Linked DNA regions of Homo sapiens: region 1 is linked to region 2. Evidence: chromatin loops called from intact Hi-C (ENCODE). Cell type or tissue: heart right ventricle. All regions are shown on one strand. Each heading gives the region's core, and the rest is flanking DNA. Links, peaks and the distances in the headings are about the cores only. Region 1 overlaps EPB41L2 (erythrocyte membrane protein band 4.1 like 2). Region 2 overlaps EPB41L2 (erythrocyte membrane protein band 4.1 like 2).

Region 1 (16,151 bases), core at 2,958-10,957, 59 kb before region 2:
TCCAGATAAATTGTATCAGAATCTTAGAATCATAGTTGGAGGAGATAAAAGTTATTTTATGAAGGAATTGAGACCTAGAGACTTTAGGGGACTTTTCTAAGCTAATGCTTCTAATTAGTTTAAAAACTTGAGGCAAGAACTGTGGTTGCCATTCCCATCCCATTGTCCCAGAATCATTGAATCCCATTCGTTTGATTTCTCCTTGGTTTTCATCCTCTTACTCTTCCTTTTCCCAGTTTATTCTACTCTTTATGCTGTTTTTTTATTACATCCGTCTTCTGCTCTTTAAGATGCTATTATTGTTTTATTATGCCACTCTCTTGCTCAGTAACCTCTAGTAGCTCCTTTCTACCTATGGTGGAGGTAAAAATGAGCAGTTCATGTTTTCTCCTCCCTTTTCCCCCATTGGATCTTATGCTGTAGCTAGGGGATCGTTTCCTGACTTCTATACAGCTATATATTTTTGAGAATTTTACAACATTCCATAAACTGTACCTGGAATTCCTTCCTCCTTTCACTTTGCCTACCTGGTTCCTACACCAAATAACAGAATGTTAGCTCTGGAAGATTATAATCATCCTTTAAGTCAGTTTTTGAAATTACAAATAGAAAAATTGAGACCCTGAAATTTTAAATGATTCCCCACTGCCCATCACCCAGGTCACAAAGCAAATTAGCCTCAGATCCAGGTTATAACTAATGTCTCTCTGTTCACTTTTCACTTTGAAGATGTAACTGAGATTTGACCGTTTCTCTCAAACCTTCTCTAATCAACTTAGAGGGTCTATTCTGGCCTCCAAACTTTGGTGCCATTTTTTAAATCATGGGAGCATTTGTGCTTTCTCTTGTAGTAATAATTAGCAGTGACATTGCTAACCTCTCACTTCTGAACTCTGGACTGTTAAGCATATTGCTTATCTCATTTAACCTCACAAGCACACATAGATATTGTTATCCACATTATAGAAGTAAGGAAGCTGAAATTTAGAGAGGTAAAGTCTTAAAGGGTCAAAGTTTACATTTGAATCCAGGTCTATCTGGTCACAGAACTGGACTCAATACCCTGTATTGTAATCTTTTACACAGAAAGTTTGAAATGTAAGGCTCTGGATAACAATAAATAGGTCACTAAATGTCTTTAAATTTTCTACTACATCATCCCAGAAGAGCTCAGTAAATATTTATTGACTTCAGTTGGAAAGATCATAACTTTTGACTGCATCTTGAAGGTAAAGGTGTTGGTGTATGTCAGGGAAGGAAGCAGAAGAGGAGATGGGAAGTACAAGAGTAGGACTACATTTAGGCTCTAGATCTAGGAAGAAGGCAAAGGTGTGGAGGTGATTGAAGTTTCTTTGGAATGATATGGACAGCAGAGGTTCATAACTGTTCTCATTTGCTGGTGGTAACCCAATATTACATATTGATTCACCTGTAAGAGTTTGCGATAGCATCTCAGTTGCCATTGTCATTGCTGGCTTTGCTCACTGTTGTATTTGGCATTTCCTTCCTTAAGTAGTCCTGAAACTGTCTCACAACAAGAGTATTAACAAATACCTTTCCGTGTAAGATTGGTTGTTTTAGCCAACAGAGGTCTCGGATGCTTTTCTTAGGTAGGATCTTGAACTTTGTCTTCTTAACTAAGAGCTCCCAAACTGGTAGCATGCTTAAGCTGTGCAAGTCATTTTCTTGTGGATGTGGGATGTGTGAATGATTGTCCTTTTGTAGTCAGGCAGTTAGGTGTGAAGAATCTTTTCTCCCTTCTTCTGCGTGTTAGGAAAGTGAAACCCTTAAGCTGTTTAAGTATATTGATTTTGCATTTTTCTAGGATTTAAGTTTAGTCTTGTTTGTTCTTTTGAACTAACCCCTGTAGGATATTGTGCCAGCTTAATTCTTTAGTGATCACAGGAATATGGGAATGAACCCAACCTTCAGATAGATTCAGGAGTTGTAGGGTGATCTTTCAAGTATAGTTTTCAGGACATTTCAATAACCTTTTTTAAAATGAATGCCATTACTTGAAAGCGAGGATAAGTGACATGTTCAAGCCAAACTAAGTGTAGGAAGAGCACCAGTCTAGGGATAAGAGACCTGAGTTGTTCTAGTCCTTATTTTGTTATAACCAGTTGTATGATTTTGGAAAAGTAATTTTGAGTTTAATTTTCTTCATTTCTTTTTTTGACACAGGGTCTCAATTTGTTGCCCAGGCTGGAGTGGAGTGGCGCCATCTTGGCTCACTGTAGCCCCGGCTAATTTTCGCACTTTTTGTAGATACGAGGTTTCACCATGCTGCCCAGACTGATCTCGAATTCCTGGGCTCAGGCAATGTGCTTGCCTTGGCTTCCCAAATTTCTGGGATTACAGGCGTATGACACTACACCTGACCAATTTTTGTCATTTCTAAACTTTTAATGAGTTGGATTATATTATACTGTCCCCCCCAACCCCCAATATGTTTATTGGTCTCAGACCCCAAATTCAGTTTGTTTCTCGTAGATAGGAAACCATAGTTAACATTCCCTTTGTGTGGTTAAGAAAATAGGTCTCTAGTGTCAACTTGCAGTAGTATTACACCTTGTAGTATGTTCAGAAACTGGCATGCTGACTTTATGGTTCTCCATATTCATTAGATGTTTTAACAGTCATAAGCTCTTTCTATGCTTATGTCTTCAAGTAATTGTTGGTGATGATAGATTTAGCCCTTCAGTTTCATTTTTTATTGTGGTAAAATACATATAAAGATATATTAAAAACTATACAAAAATATGTAAAAAATTTGCCATTTTAACCATTTGTAAATGTGCAGCTCAGAAGCATGAAGTATGTTCACAATGCTGTGCAACCATCACCACTGTCTATTTCCAGAACTTTTTCATCATCACAAACACAGACTCTGTACCCGTTAAACAGTAACTCCTCTTCCTTTTTCCTTGCAGCCCCAGGTAACTTTTATTTTACTTTCTGTTTATATGAATTTGCCTATTCTCAGTACTTCATAAAAGTGGAATCATACAATATTTGTCTTTCTTTATCTGGCTTATTTCACTTAGCATAGTGTTTTCAAAATTCATTCATGTTGTAGCATGTGTCAGAATTTTATTCCTTTTTAAGGCTGAATGATATTTCATTGTATGTATATGTCTTACTTATCCATTCATCTATTGTTGGACATTTTTGTTTCTACCTTTTGTCTATTGTGAATAATGCTGTTATGAACATTGGTGCACAAATATCTATTTGGGTCCCTGCTTTCACTTCTTTTGAGTGCATACCTATGTGTGGAATTGCTAGGTCATATGGTAATTCTTAAATTTGTGGGGAACAAACAGACAATTCTACAAGGGATGTGCCATTCATTCTATATTCCTGCCAGCAACTCATAAGGGTTTTATTTCCTCTACCTCCTTGCCTATACTTGTTTTGCTCCTTCCTTCCTTCCTTCTTTCCTTCTCCCTCCCTCCCTTCTTTCTTTCTCTCTCTCCTGTCTTTCTTTGTCTTTCTCTGTCTCTTTTTTTCTTTTTTAAATCATAGCCATCCTGGCCAGGCACAGTGGCTCACGCATGTAATCCTAGCACTTTGGGAGGCCGAGGCAGATGAATCACGAGGTCAGGAGTTCAAGACCAGCCTTGCCAAGATGGTGAAACCCTGTCTCTACTAAAACTACAAAAATTAGCCAGGTGTGGTGGCAAGCGCCTGTAATCCCAGCTACTCGGGAGGCTGAGGCAGGAGAATTGCTTGAATCCGGGTGACAGAGGTTGCAGTAAGCTGAGATTGTGCCACTGCACTCCCAAAGTGCTGGGATTTCCCAGAGTGCTGGGATTTCAAGCGTGAGCCACCGTGCCCAGCCTTAAATTTTTTTTTGTTATTGTTAGTCTTTGATTTTTAAATGTAACATTGAATAAAGAGGTACCATTATGAGGTTAGTACACTTAACTTCAGCATTGGTATATATAAAATTGTTACCTTATGGTTATTATTTTGGCAGGACTGGTAGATAAGAATACATCCTCTTTCATACAGTTTTTAACAAATAATAATTCTTTTGTGACTTGAGAGATTAAGAGCTGTAGTAAACAGAATTTTTTTCTGTTACTTTTCTGTAAAGTTCCAGGCTCGAGTCCTTGGGCAAGCTAACCTAGCAAGTGAGCATACGTTGTAATATCCTGGGATGATGGTCACTCTGCCTCACTACTGGTTCTTGAGATTAAAGTATAAATCTGAAAGTGCTTTGTGAACTGAATAATGCCAATTTTTATTTTTTACTTTGGCCCACTGAGATACTGTGACCTTCTGTGCAAGCGAGTTTTTAATCATGAGGGAAAAAAGTGAAGGTTTATGTAGCACTTGTCTTTAAAAGAACCAAAATTATTTCATTTATTCCCTTTACATTCTCGGGAGCTGAAAGAAGATAAATGCTACTGCATTTTAGGGATGAAAAAACTGAAGGAAGGATGAAACCCTTGTATTTTTCCATAGCTTTGTAAACCACTATACCAGTCCCTCTTCAAGCAAGACTTTATTGTGCTGGCTAGGGCTGTCTCTGTGGTTCTTGACATGGTAATATATAGGAATATTATATATGATATATGAGACTATATGGGACTATAACTGATGTAAGCTTGGTTTATGAGCTTATCTGATAAGCATTTCTTTGAGTAGTTTTCTCTTCAAATGTGTTTTTAGGGATATTTTCTCAGGGTTGAAGCCATTTTGAAATTTGCTGTATAGTTTAAACAAATGCCTTGCTTCCTCTCCCTTTTATACCCTCTTCACTTTGGAGTAAGTGTAGCTATGCTCTCTTCAAGAAAGAGTTTCATGGCATTTAAAGAGGAAAATATTATCTTCTGCCAATGTTAACATTAACATAGCATTTCTTTTTCTAATTTTTTTCTAGTTCTCATTTGTGTACATCGATAAATGCCGCCTTCAGAATTGGAGAAAGGTTGAGATAGAAAACATATATTATCAGAGCTTCATGGTCAAAAGATTCATTTTATAGTGACAATTACTATCTCACAGGTTGGATTATTTGTTTCTTTTGGTTGTAAATGTTTACAATTCTACTGAATTTTCAGCTAGTGTGCTTATAAGTTATTTTCTTTTTTGTGTGGCAATTCATATGACAGAAGAATTGAATGAGGAAATTAGGAAGTTTTGAACTGTCACATTTGCTAGGAGTTGGATTTAATTTATTATTAGTAAAATTTCCAGTTAAATAAGATAATTCTAATATTTATAGGTTACTGTGTATTCTTTCAGCATGCTCCTTGGTACAAAACTATTCAATTGAATTTACTAACTATATATGATTATCTTGGAGCCTTTTTTGGTACTCTATCAGCTGTTTCTATGGTAATTTTTTGTTCATTGTTATCACTTATAGCTTACTCTATTATGGCTTTTTAAAAAAAAAATCTCTGTATATTTTCTTATCCTTACTTGTTTGCTTACTTTTCTAACCATTAGTCTAAATTGACATTTAGGTAAATTTGCTTTTAAGTTGAATACTTAAGCCAATGATTCAGTCATTTTGTCTTTTCTGGGGTGGGTAGTGCCTACTAGACATTTAATTGTGCTGCATTTTAATATTTCTTACCATTCATTATAAACTTTTTTTTTTTAGACAGGCTCTCCCTCCGTTGCCCAGACTGGAGTGCAGTGGCACCATTTTGGCTCATTGCATCCTTAACCTCTTGGGCTCAGGCGATCCCCCCACCTTAGCCTCCTGAGTAGCTGGGACTACTGGTGCGTGCCACTGCCATGCCTTGCTAATTTTTGTACCTTTTTTTTTTTTTTCTGTAGAGATGGGATTTTGCCATGTTGCTCGGGCTGGTCCTCGAGCTCCTGAGCTCAAGCGATCTGCCTGCCTTGGCCTCCCAAAGTGCTGGGATTACAGGCGTGAGACACACCATGCCCTGCCTCTCAATACACTATTTAATACATCAGACCCTTTGGTACCTCTAGGCAGAGGACCGCAATTAATTTATGAGCAGCTGTTGCTGTATACATGTAATTATGTTTGACTACAAATGCATCTTTACAAAATGGGCCTAGTGGAATCATAATATAAATGGTTCAGATTAACTTAATTCAGATTAAGAAAATTGTTTCATACTGAGGTAAGCGATTGAAAAATTGTCTATTTAAAAATGCAGTGCATTTTAAAGAGTTACTATTTGAGGATCTAAAATATACAGAGAAGGCTGCATATTTTACTTTGATCTTATTACCATCCAAAAGAAAGCTTACATAGAAATGATTTGTCACTTTCTGCTTTCTGAAGAAGATATATGAGTCTTTTAGCCAGGTCCTGGCTATTTAGTCAGTTGAGAAATACTTTCATTAAAAACCTATTGGTAGAAATTTGCCAGTTTATTGAGCACTTGCTCAAGTAGTTGCTTTTCTGAGAGGCAGTGGTGAGACCAGGATGTTCCAGCCCCAAGGAGGGCCCTGTAGCCCATCTCAGCCTGGCCATGTCGTGCTATGAGAGGTTCCTCTATCCATTGGTCAAGGAAGGGATCAGGCCCTGCAGTCACACTGCCTTTGCCTCTTGCCGACTTTATTCTTGAGCGAGTCACTTGGCAGAGCCTCTGGTTTCTCTTAGGGTTGCTGTAAGCATAGAGCACGGGGTCCTGGTAGGGAGCAGATAACAGTAGGGCCCTGAACCATTTGTTAAAGTCATTGAGGAACTGCGAACAGTGGTTCTGAATAGTTTTTAGTGTGTGTGAAACTGTGATTGAAACTGTACATGTGTGGAAAGCCACAATCCAATTGTGCAGGCTGGGGTGCTGCATAAAAAAAAAAAAAAGAAAAAAAGAGAAAAATCCTCCCTTGAGGATTCCATTGTTGGATAAAGGGCTCAGAACAATCAGATCTTGCTTTGGGCTTTCAGGTATTGTGGCACCAACAGCTGTATTCTGTTAAAGATCAACTTTCAACTGTTTGATAGCAGTTAAATGTCACTGGAATGTTTAGGCAATTGCTTTGTAATTTGACAGGCATCTCTAAGTTTTTCCGAAGTAAATGTATTAAATCTGAGTCAGCCTTTGACATGTAAATCACATTCAGGATTCCATGGGCGTTGAGGTGGGAGAATGAACTTTTAATTTCTGGAATTAATTTGGCAGTTTAAAAATAGAGCTGTGATAGTTCTAATGTTGAATCCTTTCTGCGTGTTTAAAAAATTATTTCTATAGAATGAAATTGTAGAATGTAAGTATAGCTTCTGAAAGGACAGTTATTAATGTGCTATTTAGCCAGGTGGTTTTCAGAATTTGACTAGTGGAATTAAGCATGCTTTTTTTTTTTTTTTTTTTTTTTAAACAAATGCTGAAGTAGGGTGGGTGTGATATTTTCAGGTTTTTGCAAAACCCTAAACTGTTATGCTTTTCAGTCCTAAGCAAAACAGAAAAAAACATCAGTATTCCCTTGATGCTTTTCCCAAGTATAGCCCACTAAAGGAGGAAGTTGTAAGGAGACAAAGTCTTGTATTTCCTTACCAGAATTTTGGGAAGTAGAGAGATGTTAGGGAGGAAAATACCCATGCAAATATGAAATATTCAAGATTTTTTTCCCTTTAGCATTCTCTGTCCATTGTTACCACTGATGAGTTATACTGAGTGGAAGATGGGAAGGTTGAAACGTTTGCTATTTGATAGAAGCAATTGATCTCCTAGAGAGAATTGTGGTAGCTTTGCAGAATTCTTTGTAACCCTCTAAAGCCAAGTTGATCAGTCATTTTGGTGTACCCTTAGTAATCTGGCTATTCAAAAATGCAACAAGGGTTTTATAGCATTTGTATGTATACATGGAGATAAAAGGAATGAAGACATGGCAAGTGTAGATTATTTTAGAGTGAGAAATGTTGCTTTAGATAATTATTACTTAGAGCATTTGAGTCACCTAGTTACCCAAGTATGATTGGAGGTCAATAATGAAGTGAAAAACATGTATATATAAATACATACTTATCTGTGGTAGGTAATGTACCCTGAAGAATTTTCCATGAAACTGGTTTTATGCGATATTAATACATATTTAGATAATTTGGTATATGATTTAGAGACTGTATGATCTTTTTTTCTTGTGATGATGGGAACAAAAATCTTGTGTTGTTTGAGGGCTACTTCAGTGAGGTATGTGTACTTAGACAATGTAGTATTATAGTGTTCAAAGTATGGAATCAGATTTAATGATTTATCATATATGTAATTAACATTTTCTCTTTTAAAATAATAAAACAGCTAGAGTCAACTTTTCATATAGTCTAGTATGTCCCGAGCACCAGACATTGGGATATTTTTAGTTCATTGCTTTATTCCTTGGAGAGCAAAATTGTTGCACTAAGGGATGACCCAATCCATTCGTGACAAATAAATAGAACATGGCCAGGTAGGCTCAGAAGGGGAAATGAGTTCTGTACCAGCCTAGAAAACTGCTTTGTGCCCATCATGAAAGGCTTGTTTGGCATATACTCTTCTAAGTGGCCTAATAATCATTTTGTCCACTCCAGAAATAGTATTTTAAAACACGTTAATTCTTAGAAGGTGTCGGTAATCCTGATGTTGCTCTAGATTGGTAGTGTTAGTTGGTGAATTGACATCATCTTTTTACTGATAGTGGTAATGAGGGGTAGATTGACTTCATGTATTATAACTGCTAACTTTTAAACTCAGATATCTAATTTTAAAACATGTTGAAACCTTGCTTTCTGTTTACTGGTATTTGCTTTTTGTCAGGTCTTTTGAAATGATCTCGGCAGACACCAAATAAGTATATTATATGTTGGATATTTGAATTTTGCTTAGGCACTTATGAGAGAAGTTATAATGTAAAATTTTCATTTTGCCTTCCTTGGGAATAGTTCAAGTCCTTGCAGTTTGGTTTTAATTTTTAAAATTTTTAAAAACTTTAAATTTTTGTGGGTATGTAGTTGGTGTATATGTTTATGGGGTACATGAGATGTTTTTATAGGCATGCAATGTGAAATAATCACATCATGGAGAATGGGGTATCCATTCCTTCAAGCATTTATTCTCTGTGTTATAAAAGTTTCATATAAACTTTTCAGAATGATGCCAGCCCTATTGCTATGACGGTTGGCTCCTGGTGCCACTATTAATCATTGGCTGCATTAAGCATTGGCCTTGTATCTTTTTGGCAAACATTTGAGTCTCTGCAGGTTTGTGAGGTAATGGATAATTGTTGGACTTGCTAGGCAACAGCCCGCTGAGACCCAATCTGTTGTGTTCCAGGGGGAGCTATAACAGCTATGTTGGGGCCTGTCCCTGTGGAAAGGAGCTTATTTGCCTTATTGTCAGCTTTTATTGTATTAAAATACACACTTGGATGTGGGTGATGCACATTTAGATGTGAGTCTAACTTGTAAGGCTTGCTGTTATGACTTGAGTATATTTCAGATTTAATAGAATCAGTTATACCTGATGGTTCTGGCTTGCAGAAAGAAAAGACAAAAAAACAAACAAAAAAACCAATAACTCCAAACCCAGCCCTGATACAGATAGAAAATTTAACTTTTTAAATATTTAGTTATCAAATAATTTCCATTTATTAGGAAAAATGTGTTTTTTCCAATGTATTTTGCCTGCTCAATCTCTTACGTAGTAAGTATTTGGAATGAGGGCTGTAAAAGTCATAAGCATTCTTGTACTTGAGCTTATTTAGTAAGTCAGACAAATGAGTTATGTAGATAAAACAATGACAGAGTAAGTTTTAGACCAGTAACATGTATTACATGCATTGAGGTACCTAAAGGAATATGTAGTAAGGGAAGAAGTCTGGGAAACATTGATGAATGGGGCTAGAAAAGGCGAGGGAAGAGAAGAGTGGAGGTGAGATGAATGCAGAGGGGCCATCTTGCACATACCGTAGAGGGCTGTATGGCTTTCCATACAGACTAGAGGAGTTAAAATTTCATCTGCAGGCCAGAGGGATTCCGTTGTAGCTGTTAAGGTGTGGTATGGTGAAAGTAGCATTGAAACAAATGAATAGCATTTGCAGAGATGTCCAGTATGGTTTGTGCGAAAGGCCTAAACTGGTGGTGTATACCAGGAAAGATGGGTTTATTGGTACAAAGTGACTACCCTCATAAAGTGACATTTACTTTGTTCAGTTCTCTTTAGCCCAGAGTTTGAGCCTCTGCTTTAGATACACAGATTCAGTCTTGTCAGCGTCTTGTTAATAGGGCTTAGGAAAGCTGAACCATTCCTTTCCTGCTCTCCCCCAAGCAAGAAAAACAAAAACTGAAAACCCAACTCCCACAAACAAATAATGAGCCTTTAGAGGAGATGGGAGGGTATGAATTAGAATGCCAATAAATACACACATCATCTTGTCTACTGTGTGTGTTCTGCTTGTTGGCCACATGGCACATTGTCAGATGGTGTATTATGGGGGTTGAATCAGAACTGGAAGGTTGGTTATAATGATAAAGCTTATGAGCAATTCCTTGTTATTTCTTGTATCTGTTATCTGTTTGTTCCTGGGCTAGGTGCTTCCTCTTGTTCATACAGCTTCAATAAAATGAATCTAGTCCCTGCCCTTGCCTGTCCACTCAATAAGGCTATTCTTGCTAGAAGGGACTAAGTTCCTAAATTCCTTCTGTCTTTCCTCATTGCTGGCTGGCCACTCTTCAGATTTACAAATGTATAAAAAGTCTTTTTAATAATTTCAATCATAGTATCTTTAGCCTCAGTGACCTGGGGGCTGTTTGGTATTTTTTTTAGGTGACTTTGAACGGCTTTGCTTTGATCCACTTTGTGATGACTTTTGTATACTCTTAAAGGATAATCTTACATTTAGATTTCATTTTGCCCCTGTGTACTGCATACAATTTGAAGTGGACCAAGATTGCTGGCAGGGAAGTAAATCAGGAAGTCAGCTCATGGGTTCAGCTTCTGACTGTGAGCTTGCTTTGCTGCTTGTACGGTATTTCCATACTTTAGGGGGTTTGGAGTAGAGAGTTTGCTATAGGAACAAAGACAGGGATCAATCTACCAACCTTTGCAAGGAATAGATGACAGACACTAATGAGGACAAATGTGTTTTAAAGAAAGGATGGAGTCAGAGGCAACTCTGGAGTGAAAGCCCAAGGGGGAGTCAGTTTTGTGGGAAGATGATTAATTTTTGACAGAGCCACAGTAGATCATCCAAGTGGAGATGACTATAGGCCAGTGGTTTGGTGTGGTTTGATACTGTGACTTTGCCGATTGATCAAGGCCAGAAATGTACATTTGGGCAGTGTAATATGAAATAATCGCTGTCTGATCTCGATCAAATCTGTTATTTTTTCTGAGCATCTTTAAAACAAGTCTATAAAAAAGGCAACAATTCATGCCGTAAGTTCCTTAGGATGTTGGTTTCATGATTAATAATAAAATAGCTAGCACTATTGTGGTATTATGCTAAGTACTTTTGGATGTAGTATCTCATTTAGCCTTCAAAACAAGTTAGGAATTGGATTCATTTGTCCCAGTCATACCGGGGGGGAAACAGGCCTTAGAAAGGCACCTACAGTCACCATTACCAAGAGTGGTCTTGGAACTTGTGGGTATCTGGCTGCTATTCTTAACTACTACACTGCATTTCCCCTCAGATAATTTATATAAAAGCAATCTAAAAAGCATAGGCTTAAAAAAAAAACCCTGAAATAAGCAGAGTAGAGTGAGGCCTCCAATGAGAAGATGGTGGGCTGAACTGAGTTTTGGAATGATACCCATAGAATGAAGAATAGAGAGGAAGAAGACTGTTCTTAGGAGAATAAAGGGAATTAAGGGAAGAATGGCTTTGAATCCAAATAAAAGTGTATTAAAGAGAAGATTTAATGTTAAACATCAGCTGAGGATATAAGGAGAGGGTAGGAACCAAAAATTCTAGAAGCTAACCTTTTTTTATTCTCAGGTATCAGTTCCTCAGAGAAGGCTCTAAGGTTAGTTGGGACAGGGTAGTCTACGATCTGTGACTACCCAGTGTTTAGTATAACACCTAGTGCGTCGTATGTGCTTGGCATTTGTTAAGTAAGGGAATTATGTTAGTAGACATCTGGGAGATAACTTGAGTAAGACACGGTCGGTCCTTGCGCTCAAAGAGCTCTTGGTGCAGTCAGGGAATTTGATTGTTAAAGCATAAATAAATTACTGTGTGCTGGTGAATAGCTCTTGTGGTTGATATGGTGCTTTGGCTTGTGCTCCTCATTTCTGTCATAGAATGGCTTATGACATGCCATTCTACGACAGAGATGCTTAGTTTTGGGAACCTCTTGCAGCTGGAAGGCTTAGCCGTGCCACACCTCTTCCTTGGCCTGGATACAAGACCCCTTATACTGAACACACCTCTTTCCTGGCAGCTCTGCCACACTCTTAACCATAAACCCAACACACGAGTGATATCAAATGACTCATTTACTTCTTCAGCATGCCATATTGTTTCATCACACATGGGCTTTTGTATATTTGTTCCTCCCTCTGCCTGCTTTCTCTTCTCCTCACCTGTCAACCTTCTGCTGATCTTCAGAGTTTAGTTAAAAAAAAAAGTGTTCATTCTGCTGAGTTTTTGGCCTGCCCTCACCCTTACAGCATTTGGCTTCTCCTTCCTTTGTGATTCTGCCTCTGTTGTAGACCTAGAGCTCTGTAAAATTATGTGTTTCCATGTCCATCTTTCACAGTGACTGCAGGGCTTTGTCCACTTTCCTCCTTTTTTTTCCAGTGTTCAGCCTAATGCCTGAGTCATAGGGGGAGTATCCAATACACAGATCCTGAATGAGTGAAATAATAATGGCTGACTGTCTCTCAGAAAATGACAGTTTTCTCCAATATTTGTTTTAAAAAAGGTTTATTTATTTGATATGGGAAAAAAGAGTTAAATACTCCTATAGACATAGAGTTCTTTTCAGGAAAGGGATATATCTATATATCTATATATCTATATATCTATATATCTATATATAGATATATAGATATATATACACACACACACACACGCACACATTTTTTTTTCTTCTTCTGTTTTTGAGACGAAGTCTCACTCTGTTGCCCAGGCTGGAGTGCAGTGGCACGATCTTGGCTCACTGCAACCTCTGCCTCCTGAGTTCAAGCGATTCTCCTGCCTCAGCCTCCTGAATAGCTGGGATTACAGGTGTGTGCACCACCATGCCCGGCTAATTTTTGTATTTTTAGTAGAGACAGGGTTTCCCCATGTTGGTCAGGCTGGTCTCGAACTTCTGACCTTGTGATCCACCCGCCTCGGCCTCCCAAAGTGCTGGGATTACAGGCGTGAGCCACCGTGCCCAGCCTATATTTTTATCTACTGAAATCTTTGGCTTACTAAATAGTAGATGGAATTAATTTTGGAGGGAAGATGAAGGACAACACAGGAAAATAAATAAGAAATAATAGGAAATAAATTAGGCCGTTGACATCCTAAGAAGTCTTTATAAACGTTTAGGGTAGCAGATGAAATAATAAAGTCTTTAAATATTGCATTTATTACATAGTAGTCACATACACATGTGAAAATAGCAATATATCATTATATGGAAGGAATACTTTGCATTATTTTATGAAACTTTATGTAAAATTGTGTAAAACTTATCTAACGTAGTTTTTTAGGACATACTATATTCATTTTCTTTTATATTGTTTGAGATTCAATACTTTTTACTAATTTATTCAACAAACATATATTGATGCCAAGCAATATTGTAGGTAACGGAAATAAGGTGGTTTACAAAACAGACAAAAATTCCTGCCCTTGTGGAAATCGTCTTCTAGAGTTGAGTCTGGTATGATGATGTCACAAGAATTTTATCCAGAAACATGTTTGATTACTTAATATCTACGATGTCTCCAAGAGGTTAGTGTTACAGAATTCCATTTAAAAAATATTTTTAAAAGGCTTATATACAATGGTATTATTTACAGTTTGAAAGGAAATAATAACCTAGGAGCACTAGCACTGGATGATGATGATGATGACACTGTTTTTATGATAGCAGCGAGCACAGTTTACTTACCTGGCACAGTGATATAACTAGAGTGCTTTGATTCATTTGAACCCCACACTTAATTTTGACATAGGTGCTATCAGTTATTTTCCTTTTACAGTTGAGGAAACCAAGGCAAGGAGATTAAATGACTTGGACAGCAGATAAATATGGAGCCAGGATTTGAACTCAAGCCTGTTAGTAATTTATTATTCAAAATAAAGCAATGGAGAGATTTTTCCCTTTAATAAGAGACTTTGTGAAGATTTGAATATAAAGCTGGTGGAGGGTTATCTATATATAGGAGATAGATAGCTCCTATAGATAACTAGGAGTAGAAAGAATGTAGTAGAAAGAATGCAGTGTCACGTTACCATGTGACAGGAGTAGCAGGGCTTCCCAATCTCCAGGCCATGGACTGCACAGCAGGAGGTAAGGGGTAGGTGGCCATTACCTCCTGAACTCTGCCTCTTGTCAGTGGCATTAGAGTCTCATAGGAGCATGAACCCTATTGTGAACTGCACATGTGAGGGATCTAGGTTGCGTACTCCTTATGAAAATCTAATGCCTGATGATCAGTAACGGTCTCCCATCACCCCCGTGATGGGACTGCCTAGTTGTAGGAAAACAAGTCCAGGGGTCCCACTGATTCTACATTATGGTGAGTTGTGTAATTATTTCATTATATATTACAATGTAATAATAATAGAATTAAAGTGCACAATAAATGTAATGCACTTGAAGCATCCCAAAACCATCCCCCGGCCCTGGTCTGTGAAAAAATTATCTTCCACGAAACCAGTCCCTGGTACCAAAAAGGTTGGGACTGCCGGCTTATAGTGTGGTAATTATGAGCACTACTGGAGCTTGACTGTCTGGGTTCGTCCTTACCAACTAGGTGCCTTAGTTTCATCTATAAAATGGGAGTAAGAATAGTTTTTACTTCATAGGGTTTTTGTAAGGATTAAATTAGTATATACAACAGAATGGTGCATGGGAAGTGTTAGCTAATGCTCTTGCTATTATTGTTTGTATTACTTTTTTTTTTTCCCAGACGGAATCTCACTCTTGTTGCCCAGGCAGGAGTGCAATGGTGCGATCTTGGCTCACTGCAACCTCTGCCTCCCGGGTTCAAGGGATTCTCCTGCCTCAGGCTCCTGAGTAGCTGGGATTACAGGCACCTGCCACCACGCCTGCCTAATTTTTTGTTTATTGCCATTTTTAAATAGGATTCCCTTTTTCCTGAGGGTTTTTATTTTGAAAAAGTTGCCATATTTTGGGGTGTATACCTTGCTTGCTTCCCTGATTCATTTTTTTGTTTTGTATCAACTGGGAGGTTTTGGCCAGCATTTTGTTCAGAGGGTAGTGGTGTGCAGTTCTTTAAGTTTATGTGGGTTTTTAAATGTTTTCCATTAATTCTCGTTTGCTATACCTGCTAATAGTTAGAGCCATCAGTAGGTGTTGTAACCTAGGAAGTCCGGCAGTCTTGAAATGATGTTTGTTGAAATGATATTCTTCTGCATGAGCTCCTTCTGTGGAAAGATCACAGCACTAACTAAACTCCCATGAAGTGATAAGAAAGGGAGAGGTCAGAGTGAACTTAAGAATTGTTCCAAGCCTAGTGTGGTGGCTCATGCCTGTAATCCCAGTGCTGTGGGAGGCCAAGGCAGAAGGATCACTTGAGGCTAGGAGTTTGAGACCAGCTTGGGAAATAAAACAAGACCCTGTCTCTACAAAAAAAGTTAAAAAAAAAAAATTAGCCTGGTGGGGTGGCACATGCCTGTAGTTCCAGCTCCTTGGGAGGCTGAGGCGGGAGGATCGCTTGAGCCCAGGAATTCAAGGCTTTAGTAAGCTATAATCATGCTACTGCATTCCAGCCTGGGTGACAGAACAAGACTCTGTCTCTTAACAACAAAAAATTGTTCCAAGAGCATTACTGGCACAATGAGTGCTGAAGAGCTGAAGAGCCGAAGACTCATGGGAAACCCCCCTCAGTGAACTGAGCAACTTTGATGGAAATCATCAGTAATGGCTTGGTTGACCCCATCTAAAGAATGAGCCAAAATTATTGATTGGCATCTCTCACCAAATAAACTTTAGATATCTAGCATGAAAAATCAATCCATCAGTCTTTTCACTGTCATTTCATTCAACT
Region 2 (16,151 bases), core at 4,248-12,247:
GTGTCACCTCGGGAAGCATTCTTCCTTCATCAAGTCTGTTAAGTGCTAAATTGTTTATGCTTCCATTATAGCTCTTATTCCCTTTGTAGTTAGCTATTTAAATGCCCTGCTCTCACACTGCTGGAGCCACATTTTATACAGGTCTGTGTCCTCAGCAGCTATCAGCAAGCACAAAGCAATTCCTCATGGAATGAATGGATCTTTACAAAACCCAAAAGTACAGTATTAAAATCAAGATTTCATGGGCAGAGGTAATGGTGAGTATAATGGCTTGATATTAGATATTTTTTATTTATTGTTTTGAGTAGGTGTGGTTGTGGATTGAGAACATCTTGGCACTTGTGGTTAGGATTTTCTAATTCAAATTTAGAGAGTTAGGTTTTGAAAGTGAAGCGACAGAGCTGTAGTCTCAAATTATGGAGAGCTAATAAAGTTATGAAGGACTGGAAGTACACTGGGTTCTCAACAAGTGGCCACACCATTGCAGATCATGTATCAGGCAGAAGGAGGATAGTGAGACAGGTGAAGTGAGGAGAGGGCCCCAGATTGGGGCTGTACCTCCCCACCACACTCTGGGTTTGTAGCTGGGCATTGCTTATTACAATACACCTTAATGTTTCCCCAGCTTGCCCTGGTAGAAGCAGCATTCAACTTTATACAACATGTTTTTTGATAAAAGCTTTGTGTTTACACGTTTGATGTTTATATGGTTCTAGCAGAGCCTCTTGGAATGGTGGTGGCTGTTTTAAAGTAAAGGAGAGAAAAGAAAGAAGGGAAATTATAGGGGATGGGTTAGGTAGGGATAGAATTTTCCTTCTACAAATTGAGAAAGAAATAGATACATTGGATTGGTAGGAAATTATTATACATTAATGTTTGCTTTTTAAAAATAAAGTTAAACCATAATGATACCTTCCACCACTTTTAGGGGAAAAGGCGTAGATGAACCTTTTGACCATGGAAATTCTGTGTTTAACAGTAAATTGCATTCATTTAGTGTTTTGCACTTTACCAGTAGCTATTATGATTCTTTTTTGATCTTTAAAACAATCCCATTATATAGGTAGGTTAGCAGCTGCTACTTTTATGTTATACGTGTAGCTAACTGGCAACATGGGAGCATATCTCAAGCTGTTTGAGGACGTTTGATGTTCCTTAAGGTTAAGAAGAGTAGATAATTTCTTGACAATTGCCCTTTTATTTTTGGAGACTTAGAATTTTGGGGGAGGAGGGAGGTTATGGCATTTTTCATGAGTACAGAAGTTGGAGCAGAGCTGGGGAGCATTGTAGATCTCTTGGATTCCTAGTCTTAGGGCTGTTTTGTTTCTTCTGGCCCTTGGACAACAATGAAGGGTCTCTATTCTTTTTTTCTTTTTTCTCTCCTTAACAGTGTGTCTCCCCTTCTCATCCAGGCAGGACAGTTTGCTACAGGAAAAGGCATTGAGATTATTAGTAAGAATCTGACATCTATCCTGGTGAGATCTTGCTACTGATTTGCTATGTAAATAATCTAACTGCTGGGCCTTAGATTTCCCATCTAATTAAAGGCAAGAGGTAGAGGTACATGAACATTGAGATCCTTTTAGCTCTGAACTACTTTGATTCTTTACAAATTCCATTTTGCTCAGTCATATGTAGAGTATTATACAGCTGCTAGCAAGATTGTTGTTTCTGCTTTGTATGTAGTGGACTTTGTGGTAGGTGCTTTTGTTTTATTTCTTTCATCCCTAAGGCAAGGTGGGTGTCATTATGACCGAGTGGTAGCATCTGCTCCTTCAAAGTGTGAGAGAAGAATGATCTTATAATTGTAAGCTTTATAACGCTTTCTTTGACCACCCAAAGGAGGTGACCATTTCCTTTGTGCCCTTCTTGTACCTCTCTTACAGCCCTTATCACATATGGTGTAATGATTTGTTTATGTGTCTGACTTGCCTGCTAGACTGTAAATGTCCAGTAGATTCTTGTGGGCAAGAACTTTCCCTAGGTCTTTAGGGCCTAGACCAGTGTCTGGTGTAAAGCAGGAATGCAGCACATATTTCTTAGACATAAAATAGAATGAAAATAATACAGTTTAATGTACCTGCTGGATTACTATACTTGTCTGATTGTGTAATTTAAAAAGTGGTGCTTTTGACTTTTGTAGTTAATTAAAAGCAGACAAGAAGGATTTGTTAAGAGTTTTATCCTAATACTTTTTAGATGCTTCCTTGGTTCAAAACAGTAACTTTTTGATTAGAGATTCTCAGCCACCACTCTTTTATTCTTTTGTCCATTTTCCTCCTTCTGTACCTGCTTCCACTTTCTCTCTATACCCCTTGTAAAAATCTGGGGTCATGCAGTATCTTTCTTTCCTAGAGTCCCATAAATCTACAGTACTTTTCAACATTACATCTTAAAAATGTAATTGTTTTTAATGTAATTGAACATATGAGTCTAACATTGCTAAGATGTCTGGTAGGGAAGAAACTTTGCAGGTGACGCATGTGCAGTTGTATACATTATTCTGGTTTAGAGCCTGAGAGAAGTTAAACTGTGGTATGTGGTCAAAGAAGAACTTGCACATTAGAGCCAAGGTGCTAGTGAAAAAAATTAGTTTTTCTGCCTACATCAGATATGTCAGTATCAATGATCCTATGAAATGTGGACCATTTTTAAAAACGTTAAAAAAATTTTATAGACCGACTGGGAAGTTCATTCATATTGAAGAGTCATGAAACTCCTGTCCATGTTTGTTCAGGAAGTAATCTTGCATGACGATTGGTAGATGGGAAGATTGGATTCCCTGTACAATCAGAATAAAAAAAAAGAGTTTTGTTTTGTTTTGTTTTGTTTTTGAGACGGAGTCTTGCTTTGTTGCCCAGGCTGGAGTGCAATGGTGCAATCTTGGTTCACTGCAACCTCCACCTCCCAGGCTCAAGTGATTCTCCTGCCTCAGCCTCCCGACTAGCTGGGATTACAGGCACATGCCACCGCGCCCAGCTAATTTTTTTTTGTATTTTTAGTAGAGACGGGGTTTTACCATGTTGGCCAGGATGGTCTTGAACTCCTGACCTCAGGTGATCCACCCACCTTGGCCTCCCAAAGTGCTGGGATTACAGGCGTGAGCTACCACGCCTGGCCAGAGGTTTTTTACAAAATTTCTTCTGAGTACTTTTTAGGTTATTTTAGTTTTTTTCCAGAAAATTGTGTTGTCTGGTTCTTTTCTTAGTAGGATAGATGATAATCACTTTACAGATGGGGGCTAGATGAGCAGAAGTGAGATAACCAAAAGGAATTCTTCTTCCTCATTGTCTTTTCTGTGATATTGATAACTGTACTTTCTGCCTAGAGTTTGTGTCTCTTAAGGTTTTTGAGCCATGAGTGACTCATCAGATTATTGGGTTCTCTGTATCTTACTCATTCTTTGTCCTCATAAAGTAGGAGGTAGGATGATTTTTAAAAGTCAAATTATGATACTGGGTTTAAGATAAAATTCTGTGTCTACACAAACTCACATACACAAATGTAGGGAAAGTGTTCCCCTCCTAACCTTAACCAACTTCCTTGAATATTTTAAAATTAACTTTTGGAGGATAAACCTAATTTCCTGTTTTAATGAAATAATGAGACATTGTCGAAACATGACCTTTTTTGGTCTTCTCAAAATACATGTAATAGATATAAATTCATATAATAACAATGTTTGAATATTAAGACATTTGTAGATGTTTCCTATATATTTTGTGTACTCAAATGTATTTAAATCATATTGGAAATAAGTAAATGACACTGGACGTGCTTTGTGTACTTCTCTGCTAATAACCCATCAAGTAACCTCACATGTTATTTCACCTCTCTGGGTTCACTTGACTTATCTGGAAAACAAGAGTGTTAAAACGGCTGCCTTGCCAGCCTGGCCAATATGGTGAAACCCCGTCTCTCCTAAAAATAACAAAAATTAGCCAGGTGTGGTGGCGGGCACCTGTAGTCCCAGGTACTCGGGAGGCTGAGGCAGGAGAATCGCTTGAACTCGGGAGCCTGAGGCAGAAGAATCACTTGAACCTGGGAGGCAGAGGTTGTAGTGAACTGAGATCGCGCCACTGTACTCCAGCCTGGGAGTCAGAGCAAGACTCCATCTCAAAAAAAAAAAAAAAAAAAAAAAAAAGAAAAGAAAAGAAAAAAGAGGCTGCCTTAGTGGAAAAGTCTATTGGCTTTGAGGGCAGACCAAATTGATGTGAATTTTGGCTCTACCACTCATAAGTGGGTATATGAGTTTGAGATTCAATTTCTCTAGGTTCTAATAGTCTAATTTTTAAATTCACTCTATTAATAGTTCTCTTTCAAAATCATAGTGCCACAAAACTCATTCTCTCTGAATTCTCCCAACGTTTTTTTGAACAATGAGATTCACAGGTCTCCTGAGTAGGATCTTTTGAAGCCAGGGAGGAGCTGAGCAGTAGCATTGGGTTCCATAGCTAAGAAGTAGGCATCTTAGCTCGTGCTGCCATAATAAAATACCATAGACTGGGTGACTTACACAACAGGTACTTATTTCTCACAGTTACTCTAAGTTGTAGAATTTCTGGTAAGGGCTCTTCTTTGCTTACTGACAACTGCCTTCTACTGTGCCCTTCATGGTAGAGAGAGAATGAGAGACTGCACAAGTTCTCTGGTGCTTCTTTTTATGAGTACACTGATTTCATCATGAGGGCCCCACCCTCATGACCTTATCTAAACCTATCTCCCAAAGCTCCTACCTCCATCACATTGTGGGTTAGATTTAACATAGGAATTTTAGGGTGATGCAATTCAGTTTATAGCAGTAGGAGAGTAAGAGAGTAAGAGAAGAGAGCAGGAGACACAGGGGTGTTAAGAAATGCGTAGGATGGACCAGAAGATCTACCACTGTTGAATTCATAGGGCCCAGTGCTGCTATAGGTTAGAAGTTTTCACATTTCTGGATTACATGGAGTTACAAATTTCAGAAAAAAGGTTGAAAGTGTGAACCCTGAATACCTGACGACATGTGCCCATGGTGGTCAGAGCACAGTTTGGTTTTATACATTTTAGGGAGACAGGAAACATCAGTCAACATATGTAAGATGAACATTGATTTGATCTAGAAAGGCAGTGGGGAGGGGGCTTCCTGGTCACAGGTAGATAAGAGACAAATGGTTGCATTCTTCTGAGTTTCTGATTAGCCTCTCCAAAAGAGGCAATCGGATATGCATTTATCTCAGTGAGCAGAGGGGTGACTTTGAATAGAAAGGAAGGAGGCAGGTTTGCCCTAAGCAGTTCCTAGCTTGACTTTTCCCTTTAGCTTAGTGACTTGGGGGCCTCAAGATTTATTTTCCTTTCACAAAGGCAATATTTTTCCAAGTTAAGTATATTGTAACAAATTTACAGTTACACTAGCAGTATTTATTAAAAAACACATTTAACATAAAAAGGTGGGAAGAACTTAATCTGCATAAGGGATGATGCTCTGAATTGAATAAAATTGGCTCTACTAAAAAACTCACCAAATTGCCCCTTTGTGAACCAATGAAAACTTTATGATGGGTAGTAAAATTTACTTCCACTATGTAGAATGACTTAAAAAAAAAAAAAGTTTTGTGTCTGCCCATTTTGACAAAGATGAATATCTCTTCAGAGGTGCCATGGAAACTTTTACCAAAATAAAATTTTTAAAAAAGTGAAAAAGTGAAGAAGAGAAGTGAAGACTTCCATCAAGTCTTCCCATTAAGCAAACCTTACTTTTTAAAATTTTTTATTTTTTTTGAGATGGAGCCACTCAGGCTGGAGTGCAATGGCACGATCTCGGCTCACTGCAACCTCCGCCTCCCGGGTTCAAGCGATTCTTCTGCCTCAGACTCCCGAGTAGCTGGGATTACAGGCGTGCGCCACCACACCCGGCTGTTTTTTTTTTTTTTTTTTTTTTTTTTGTATCTTTAGTAGAGATGGGGTTTCACCATGGTGGCCAGGCTGGTTTCGAATCCCTGACCTCGTGATCCACCCACCTTGGCCTCACAAAGTGCTGGGATTACATTACAGGCGTGAGCCACCACGCCTGGCTGCAAACCTTACTTTTTCTGCTAGTTGGTACTGGTGACATCTTGTTTATCTGTTAATAAATATCTAAAGCATTTTCTTTGCGATTTACAAGAGACCCATTAAAGACTTTGCTGTAGGTGAATGTGAACAGATAATTACTACTGCTTTGCAGGAGAGTAACACAGTAGTTGGGTAAAGCTGTAGAAATGCACAAGTGCACTTATAGTCTATCTGAGTCCTGAATTGTCAAGGCAAATATGTGTGTTGGGAAAAAAAAAAACCCAGAATTTAAATTGTGGAAATGTAAAGGGTGGTTGGTACTGTAGAGTTAAGGAACATTAGTTATTTCTCAGATTGTGCTGAGCTGAATCTTAGAATTGACACATTTTCTTTTAGTGACTTTACATTTATGTTGCTTCCATATTTCTTTAGAGTCATATGATAGGTGGATGTAGTATTATCTTATTTTTAGTCATTTCTCCTTTTTTTTTTTTTTTTTTTTTTTGAGATGGAGTCTCATTCTGCTGCCCAGGCTGGAGTGCAATGGCGCAATCTTGGCTTACTGCAACCTCCACCTCCTGAGTTCAAGCAATTCTCCTGCCTCAGCCTCCTGAGTAGCTGGGACCACAGGCATGCGCTACGACACCCTGCCAATTTTTGTATTTTTAGTAGAAATGGGGTTTTGCCATGTTGGCCAGGCTGGTCTAGAACTCTTGATCTCAAGTGATTCGTCCACATCGGCCTCACAAAATTCTGGTGTTACAGGCATGAGCTACTGGACCTGGCCATTTTTAGTCATGTCTCAATTTAGGATTGAAATATGAAACAAGGATTTAACAGCTTTATAGCTACATCACGGTAACTATACTATCTAGGTTAAAATGCACCTCCATTTTTATGTACAGGTTGAATGAATAGACATTCTTGTATAAATGAGTTGAAATGAATATTTTATTTTTTAATGTTGAAATATGGATGATATATTTGCAGTTTTTCTATATCTGAAAGTTTGTCTATAGTAATTTATAGATAAAAATGAGTAGGCTGTACAGTAGGCCTCCCCTTATTCATAGTTTTGCTTTCTGCAGTTCAGTTACCTGCAGTCATCTGTGGTCTGAAAATATTACATGGAAAATTCCAGAAACAAGCGATTCATAAGTTTTCAGTTGCAAACCATTTTTAGTAGCATGATGAAATAATCACACTCTCTGCTCCATCCTGTGCAGGATGTGAATTATCCATTTGCCCAGTGGCTCCATGTTGTAGAAGCAGCCACTTGTCAGTTACTTAGTAGCCGGCTTGGTGATCAGACTGACTATCGTGATATCACAGTGCTTGTGTTCAAATCACCCTTATTCTACGTAATAAAAGTACAAGAATAGTGATAGTGGCCATTTGAATATGTCAAAGAGAAGCCATCAGGTGCTTCCGTTAAGTGAAAAGGGGAAAGTTCTTAAGGAAAAGGAAAAAAATCGCATGCTGAGGTTGCTAAGATCTATGGTAAGAACCTAATCTTCAACCTGTGAAATTGTGAAAAAAGAAAAATAAATTTGTGCTAGTTTGGCTGTCGCACCTCAAACTGCAAAAGTTATGGCCACAGTGCATAAGTGCTTAGTTAGGATGTAACAGGGTGGCCGGACGCGGTGGCTCACACCTGTAATCCCAACATTTTGGGAGGCCAAGGCAGAATGATCACTTGAGTCCTGGAGTTGGAGATCAGCCTGGTCTGTAACATAGTGAGACTCTATCTCTACAAAAACGTAAAAAAATCAGCTGGGCGTGGCAGTGCATGCCTGTGGTCCCAGCTACTTGAGAGGCTGGGGTGGGAGTGGGAGGATTGTTTGAGCCCAGGAGGTCGAGGCTGCAGTGAGCCATGAGTGTGCCACTGCACTCCAGCCTGGGTGACAGGGTGAGACCCTGTCTCTGAAAATAAGTAAGAAAATTTAAAAAGTACAAGGCATTAAATTTGTGGGTGGAAGACATGAACAGAAGAAACACATTCCAATTGATGAGTTGGGTTTGGTACTGTCAATGGTTTCAGGCATTTACTGGGCTTCTTTCCCCGAGGATAAGGGGGACTACTTTATGTTGTGTACATATACTTTTGGTGTCTATTCTGGGATGAATTAAAATGACAAAAATAAAAACAAAGTTGCAGGATGGAGACTCAAAGCAAAGCAAAAGTCATAACCAGGAAAACTAAATGAGAAAAAATCTCAGGATAGAAGAATTTTATAAAAATTATAGAATTACAGTTGTGTCATTAAAACTGGTTTCTATGCCGAAGGTTCTTCATTCAGTGGGTAAAACAGGCAGCAGGAAGCTGACTTTTTTCTTTGACCCATGTGCATTTTCTAGCTGAGGAATGAAGTGACTTGGAACCAAACTGGGCTTTTCTACTGAGCATGTCCCTCTCCAGCAGGGTCTGGCTTGGGTGGAGCCAGTCTTGCTCGTTAAGCTTTTGGACGCTGGATTTCCATCAGCTTTCCACAGTTTTCCAATGACAGGAAATAGCAGACAGCGGGCTTGATGTGCTTAAAAGCTGCGTATGTATTTCAAGGGGGGCGATTATTAGGACATTTTTGTTGCAGTGGTTGGGTTTTGTGATACATGCTTGTTTGTTTCTGCTTGTGGAGGAAGTTTGCTATTGAAAGTGTGACTAGTCAGGGGACTGAAAATTAGGAAAATACTAATGTACAGAGTAGATGGAATCTGGGTACGTACACTGTTTCGCAAGGGAATATGTTGTGATATTTGAACTAAGCCCTGTGAAAAATACATTTTTCCATTGGGCCGAGTTTAGTTTTAGATGACTTGTTTGCATTTTTCTAGGCAAATGTTGACTTTTGTCAGGCTATCTTTAACATGATAGCTTTTTCAGGTTTGACCTATGAGAATAATGAAGCTAGTTGGTTTCTTTTATATGCTTGTCTGGTTGTTTCACAATTTTTTCAGTGGTATGACATAATACTGTACAAAATCAGTATGATATTATTTCTGGAAGCACAGTGAGGACTATGTAAGGTTAATAGTGTGCAGTTACTTTCTTTTTAGCATCTTAAAGAGTAATAACTTTCAATTTACTTATAAAGTGCTTCATTTTCACCCTAACTTGTTTGATTAAAAGAAGTTGTACTGTAGCTATCAGAGATTTGAGTTCACAGTTTTTAGCTAATAATCTGTAGATTATTAGCCATTAACAGTTACCAAAGTCTGGTTATTGGTTTGATATTGTCACACCCTAAGTAAATACTGATAGAATAAGAATAGGTATCAACATCTTCTTTTATTACTGAATATTTAATTGGTTGTCACATTGAATAAATGTGAAAATGCATATTGCCCAGATTCTGACATCCAGACTTGGGAAAAAATCTTCTTGCGTGTTCTTTATATAATCTAACAGTCTAGCAGTCTTTAAAAAGATCCTTGCTTCATTGCGACTTACTGACAAAATGAAAAACAGGGCCACTGTAATTAGCAGATGACCTCTGCGATTCCTTTTTTATTGTTGACACTGTTAGGGATGCTCTATATCACTGAAGTATTTATGGTATTTTGAGGGGGGTACATGTGTACTTGGGAAGTTTAAGTTTTCCATTTTTTTTTTTGTCACAAGGAAGAATTGTCTCTTCAAATTATTTGCAACGTGGGTGTGGGTGCTGAATAAATGATAACTGTTGAGGTGATGCTGATGACCTGGACAGCCAATCATCCCCCACATCTGCTTTGTAGTGTTCCTGTACGGATGATATAATATATTGGTGATCTATAGTTTAGTATCATAGCAGGATCACAAGGAAAGTTACATTGGAAAGGTAAATTTTAAACTTTGACGTTGGTTTTGCTTGCATTTTTTGGTGGACTCCAGACGTTGAATGCCTGACATATTCTCCAGCATGATTCTCTACCAAATCACTTTTGCAAATGTTGAACTTCAAGAATTTTACCTCTAAAAAAACAAATACATTTCACTGAAGTAAAAACGTATTCTAGCCACCACCACCTAAAAATAGTTATTTGAAGTTCTTGCTAAGTAGTTCTGAACTAAGTGAATCCTCGGAGTAGAAATACTTAACTTTAAAAAAAAAAAAAAAAGGTTTTATAGCACTCCAAATGGCATGTCTGTAATTCCATTGTAGTTACAGCTTTTCCCGCCGAGGGAAAGTTGCTCTTATCAAGCCAGGCTTGGAGGGTCCATAATTTGGATACTCTCTGGCACCTTCTGCTGATCAGCCAGTGGACTGGGGCCAACATTTGGATATGCTTGCTTAAGCTAGAAGTGTCATTCAGTTTATAGTCTTAGTTTTTAGAATATATGCTATGTATTGGTAGAACTCTTTAGTAGTGCTATAATTACTTAAAATGGCAGAAGAACTAACGGCCAAAATTTAAAAAGTGAATTATATTTTTTTATGAGGTTTAGGTATTTATGCCTGTTGACTACAGCATTCCAAAGCTTATAGAGAAGAGGATTTGAAAGTATGAGATCAGTGTAGGCTCCAGCTTGGTGGACTTGTCATAGTGTGGGGGAGTTGATTGACTTTGACAAGCTTTTGTCTTATGACCTATTAAAATGCAGCGTCTGCAGCCTGTGCGTTTATCCTGTGCAGTTAACCTTGGTGGATTTGTCGTTTGCTTATTTGGGAAATGCCTCTTGTACCACTACTGTTATTTTTTTGAGTTTGATTCACACAGAAATAGTATTAGACTGGTTGTTGATTACTGTTGGATACCAAGTGGGCACGAGTTTTATGATGGGGCTGAGGAGCCATTTTATGCATAAGATAGTTGTGGGGTGAGCTTAGGAAAAATAGACTCGCTGGCATCTGTCATGATCATGGGAGTTTGTTGGTATTGGCCGTGCTCTGGTTTGAGCTTGGTTATGATGTCACTGGAATAAACTGCACGTTAGCATTTTTTTTTCTATAGAGCATTAATAGGGGGGTGGCCCAAATAAATGTTCCCTAAATACTAGGAACATCACAAAAGATATTTATCAGGAAGCCACTGGATGCAAACACTGTGCTAGGAACATGTAGTTGTTTTATCTGCACAAAAGCTTTACCCTCTTCATATGAATATAGTAGCAGATGGGCAGGGAAGAGGTGTGGACAGGAAACTGATGACAAGCTTGTGCTTTCAGGCCAATTTTATTCCTGCTTTTCCCTGTGAGGAGGAAGCTGCTGAAAGAGATTGGGGAATGTTTATGTATGACCAGCTTAGACATTTAATAGGACTCTTCCCATTCTGTTTACTCTGCCTTTAAAAAAAAATGTCCCCAACTTTCAGAGAACTCTATTTCCAAGTGCCCCATTCCCAGCCCTCCAGCAGAGAATACGAATAATCTTTTTACGCTGCCTGCATATGCACCGGTATTATTGTTAGCAAAAGCCAGTTGTTTGTTTCAAGTCCACACTGAGGAAAAAAGGATAAAAAACAAGCAACGTTTTCTCAGGAACTGTAATTGACTCTTGAACAACATGAGCCCACACTGCATAGGTCCACTTATATGTGAGTTTTTTTTTCAGTAAATCTAATCAGCCCTCCATATAGGCAACTTCTGTATCTGCAACCAAATTCAGGTTGAAAATAACTGTGTTTGTAGGGTGCTAAACTTGGATATAGATGGCTGACTTTTCCTGTCCACAGGTTCGGTAAGGCTGACAGCAGGACTTGAGTATGTGTGGATTTGGGTATCTGTGGACCAATCCCCCACAGATACTGAGGGACAACTGTATTTTTTTAAATGAAGAACTGATACACTTCTTAAAAAAAATGTTGCTGCACTAAAAGCTTGGGTGTTGAGCTTAAACTACTTAGGGGAACAATCTAGATTGGGGGTAAGTGGTGGGTTTGTGAAATATACTGAAGTGAAGGCTGGCAGAAATCAGATTCTTTGAGGATATAGAAACAGTCTTAACCTTCATACGCTAGGAAATCCAAAGCTTAGGCCATCTTAATGCTACTGCTGAGCTGGAGTCGATGTTCATTTGTGTGGCTAGAGCTGTGTGACAAGGCAAATTGGCATCGTGGCTTGTGGGAGTCATATTGGCACGTGTTGTCTCCAAGGAAGCTGGCTAACCAAGCTGGGTTCACTTAATGCATAAATATTGTTCTCCTAGTAAAGTACTTAAGTGTTTAAGTTTATGAAAACTTCTGTTCATTAAAAACATTGTCTCCCATATCTGTACCTCGGCAGTCATCTACCCAGCACCACCCTCCATTCCCCATAATCACTGTTGTTACTCTCTTGCATTCTTCCCCAGTTTCTTTACTCATTTAAAGGAAAATGTGTGTGTGTATGTGTGCATATTCACATATGCATATTCGCATCCTTTATTTGTGTATCTCCCACACGCTTTGCTTTCAACCTATAAGATGTGATGTCTGTATAAGGTATCCTATCCATATAAAGTGACCTATCACTTATACCGTCTGAATCTTGCTGTTTGTACTTAACAATGTACTTAATAATTGGAGTTATTATCCCAAGTGGGGCGGCAGCCTTTCTCATCTTTTCTCTTTACAGTTGCATAGTATTTTGTTGTATGAATGTGTGGTATAAGACCCCCTGTTGATGGACATGGATCCTGAGCTTTTACAGTGTTGTAGTGAGTCACCTTTACATAATTATTTTACATATGCACAGATATATCTGTAGGATACCTTACCACAAGCTTGTCCAACCTGTGGCCTGCAGGCCGCAGGAGGCCCAGGAAAGCTTTGAATCCTGCCCAACACAAATTTGTAAACTTTCTTAGATCATTATTAGATTTTTTTTTTGCAATTTTTTTTTTAAAGCTCATCAGCTATTGTTAGTGTATTTTATGTGTGGCCCAAGACATTCTTCTTCTTCCATTGTGGCCCAGGGAAGCCACAAGATTGGACACCCCTGCATTACCACAAGCAGGATTACTAGTTTAAAGTGTGGACACATTTGGAATTTTGAAAGCTATTGGCAAATTGACTTCCACTGGGCCCATACCAGTTTATTCTTCTGCTAGCAATTGTTTGAGAATGCCTGCATTCCCATAGTCTTGCTCAATGAGTGCATGATTAAACTTTTGGATGTCTCCATTCTGAATTTTTAGTTTCATTTCTTTTACTAAGAGTGTGACAAGTACCTCTTCATATGTTTATGTGCCACTTGTGTTTCTTTCTTTCTTTTTTTTTTTTTTTTTGATAACTGTTTATCCATTGGCCACTTTCCCCACCATTGGACCGATGATTTAAATTGGCCTAGCCAAAAATTTAAAAATAAAATTTGTTTTTTATTTTTTTGATGTTGAGGCAACTTACACCAGACTTGTTTTATTGGGCTTTTTTATTCAAGTTACTTGAATTCAGATAGAGACCAAATAAAATTGAGAAGGAGAATTAGTCCTCTCCAAAAATCATGTAATGACTATTTTGTATGTTATGAGTGTTTAACCAGTATTTCCTATGAAGGACCATTCATTGTGTGATTTCCTGAAGAGATAACAAGAAAATCGTGGCTGCTTTTCAAACTAGTAGTAATTTTTAAATCTAAATTACCAAGATTTATGAATTGGTTACAAGTTGTTTGACTATGAATGCTAATCTTATTACCTATGTCTCCCACTATACTGAGAGCAGGATTCTTTCATCTGTATTACTGGTGCCTGGTGCATATGCTTTGAGAGTACTCAATAAACACTTGTCTTGAAAGAAGGGGATAAGATACTGACCCCACTCACATCCTGATGGTCACTAAAATTCATGAGGGGTGGTCCATTAGAACATGCTGCTAATGATTATAAAGCCCCAAAAGGTAGTGGTAATTATCAGTTTCACTTTTCAGCAAATCATTAACTGTCGGGCATCATGCTAGGTGCAAGTTATATAGTAGTGAAGTCGTTTTGGGATTGAAGGCAGTGTTGTACAAGGTCTTTAGAGCTGGACGGCCTGGGTTTGAATTCTGGCACTTCTCTTTATTGGTTATATGGCTTTGACCAACCCATCTATCCTCTTTTTACCTTCTTCATCTGTAACATGAGAATAATTTCAGTTCCTTCCTAGAAGAGTTGAGAAGGTTCGAGTTGCTGCATGCCATGTTTCTAGAGCAGTGTTTAACAAATAGCTGATATTATCATGATTATTTCTGTTGTGATTACTGTTATTACTACCATTATTATTATTATTATTATTTTAGTAAACAAATATAGTTATTTTCTTGGCAGAATCTCTATGTGATGACAGTAGCTGATCATTTATTATGAATTTATTATGTGCCAGGCACTTTATGTATTATAGCATCTAATCTAATGCTTAGAATCAACCAGTGAGTACATTTTGTATCCTTTTTTTTTTTTGCTTATGAGGAAGCTGAAACTCAGCAAGGCTAAAATAACTTGTCTGCGGTTACATGGCTAATAAGCAGAGCTGAAATTCTAATCCTGTTTTATTTCACAGTCTTCATCTCCAAGCCACCAGGCTATTTTATTCAGACATAGGTAACTTCTCACAGAAAGAATATAGCTTCAGGCTGGGCGCAGTGGTTCATGCCTGTAATCCCAGCATTTTGGGAGACTGAGGCGGGTGGATCACTTGAGGTCAGGAGTTTGAGACCAGCCAGGCCAACATGGTGAAACCCCATCTCTACTAAAAATACAAAAATTAGCCGGGCATGGTGGCATGCACCTGTAATCCCAGCTACTTGGGAGGCTGAGGCAGGAGAGTCGCTTGAACCCGGCAGGCGGAGATTGCAGTGAGCTGATATCATGCCATGGCACTTCAGCCCTGGGCGACAGAGGGAGACTTCGTGTGAAAAAAAAAAAAGGAAAAGAAAAGAAAGAATATAGCTTCAGCTTTGATTATTACACAGAATTGGGCCTCTACCTGAGAGAAGGAATTAGAGCAGATGCAGTTCACCAAGATTTCTGACCATACAACTCAGTGTGCATAATTGATTGATGAGAACTCAGCAGGGTTCTGGATGTCTCTAGATAATCTCTGCTAGTGTGTGTTGTTGGATTGCCAGTATTACAAGGTTTATATGCATTATGGTTATGTGAATAAAAATACCCAATATTAGAGTCCTTCATGATTTATATATGGCCTCTGGTTGTTTAGCTTTAACTTCAGGAAATCGTATCTATTTCCAAGATTGCCTTAGTTGCTGGTGGAGAATGCTTTGCCTGGCACAGGTCTTTTTCTTGTCTCCATCCTTAGTGACAGCAGTAGGGGCTTTCTTTCAACAAAGAAGATTGTTACCTTGATTGTTATTGCAACTGGATGTTATTGAAAATTATGCCTTAGTTTTCATATACCCCTGTCTCCAACATATGAAGAAAGGGACTCATATGTTGATAAAGTAAGATTTTTTTTGGTTTCATTCTTATTTAGAGTTGTTAGAGTAAAGAATTAGTGATTTATCTCACTAATATTAACTCAAGTATTAGGTTTTTAAAAATTGAACATCATTTGGAAAAAATGGAATACTTTGACAACCATAGCTCTTAGTTATGAGGGTTGTAAAATGCAGTGGGAGTAATAATGACCCAAGATCTATATGTACTCTCAGTTTCTTAATCCTTATTTTCTAATGCTCTCCTCAGAATATGCAGAAGTCAACATCAAGATGTTTTTGACTACAAGTAACTGAATCCCTGGCTCATTGAGCCAGAGAGGAGTATGTGATTTCACAAACAGGAAGCTCCAGCACAGGACTGGGCCATGTGTGGCGCGATCAAGGAGCTGGTCCTCTTCTCTGTGATTCTCTTGCCAGTGTCCTTTGTTGTGTGTCAGTGTGTCATCAGGCTTATTCTTCTCTGTGGATTCAAGATGACAACAGCATTTAACAGAGTTATGTATACAATGTTCAGAGACAGCAGAAGGGGCCTCCTCTTCCTCTGGCTCTTTTTAGAGGGAGAGATCCTTTTCCAGAAGCCCACCAGTGGACTTCGTGCATATTTTCTTGCCAAGGGGTGGGAGACTACCATGATTGCCCTAGACCAATAGAAGCTACCCTTGAGGCCAATCTGGAGCTAGCCTCTATTGAAACACATGTGGAAGGGGGGAAAGTGGAACAAAATTTAGGTTCTATTAAAAAGGAGAAAGAGTGGAAGAAATATATCTGAATGTCACCTGATCCC

The links. Peaks named below come from ENCODE experiments on the same cell type or tissue, not always from the same donor. Only the 100,000 strongest peaks of a DNase experiment are listed, where the experiment ranks them.
Region 1: a loop joins it to region 2, with 1.8 times the contacts of the local background. A loop is called at or near these places in 8 of 110 quality-filtered maps.

Annotation. Positions count from the first base shown.
Region 1 is chr6:131,020,558-131,036,708 of GRCh38, reverse strand. The region is part of intron 1 of EPB41L2 (erythrocyte membrane protein band 4.1 like 2); the gene reads left to right. Among named protein-coding and RNA genes, the nearest start is that of EPB41L2, 35 kb to the left of the region's middle. In heart right ventricle, for the core only: no CTCF peak of the experiment used is centred there; a DNase peak (open chromatin) is centred at 6,553.
Region 2 is chr6:130,962,711-130,978,861 of GRCh38, reverse strand. The region is part of intron 1 of EPB41L2 (erythrocyte membrane protein band 4.1 like 2); the gene reads left to right. Among named protein-coding and RNA genes, the nearest start is that of EPB41L2, 92 kb to the left of the region's middle. In heart right ventricle, for the core only: no CTCF peak of the experiment used is centred there; a DNase peak (open chromatin) is centred at 8,472; H3K4me3 peaks cover 3,719 bases; H3K27ac peaks cover 4,935 bases.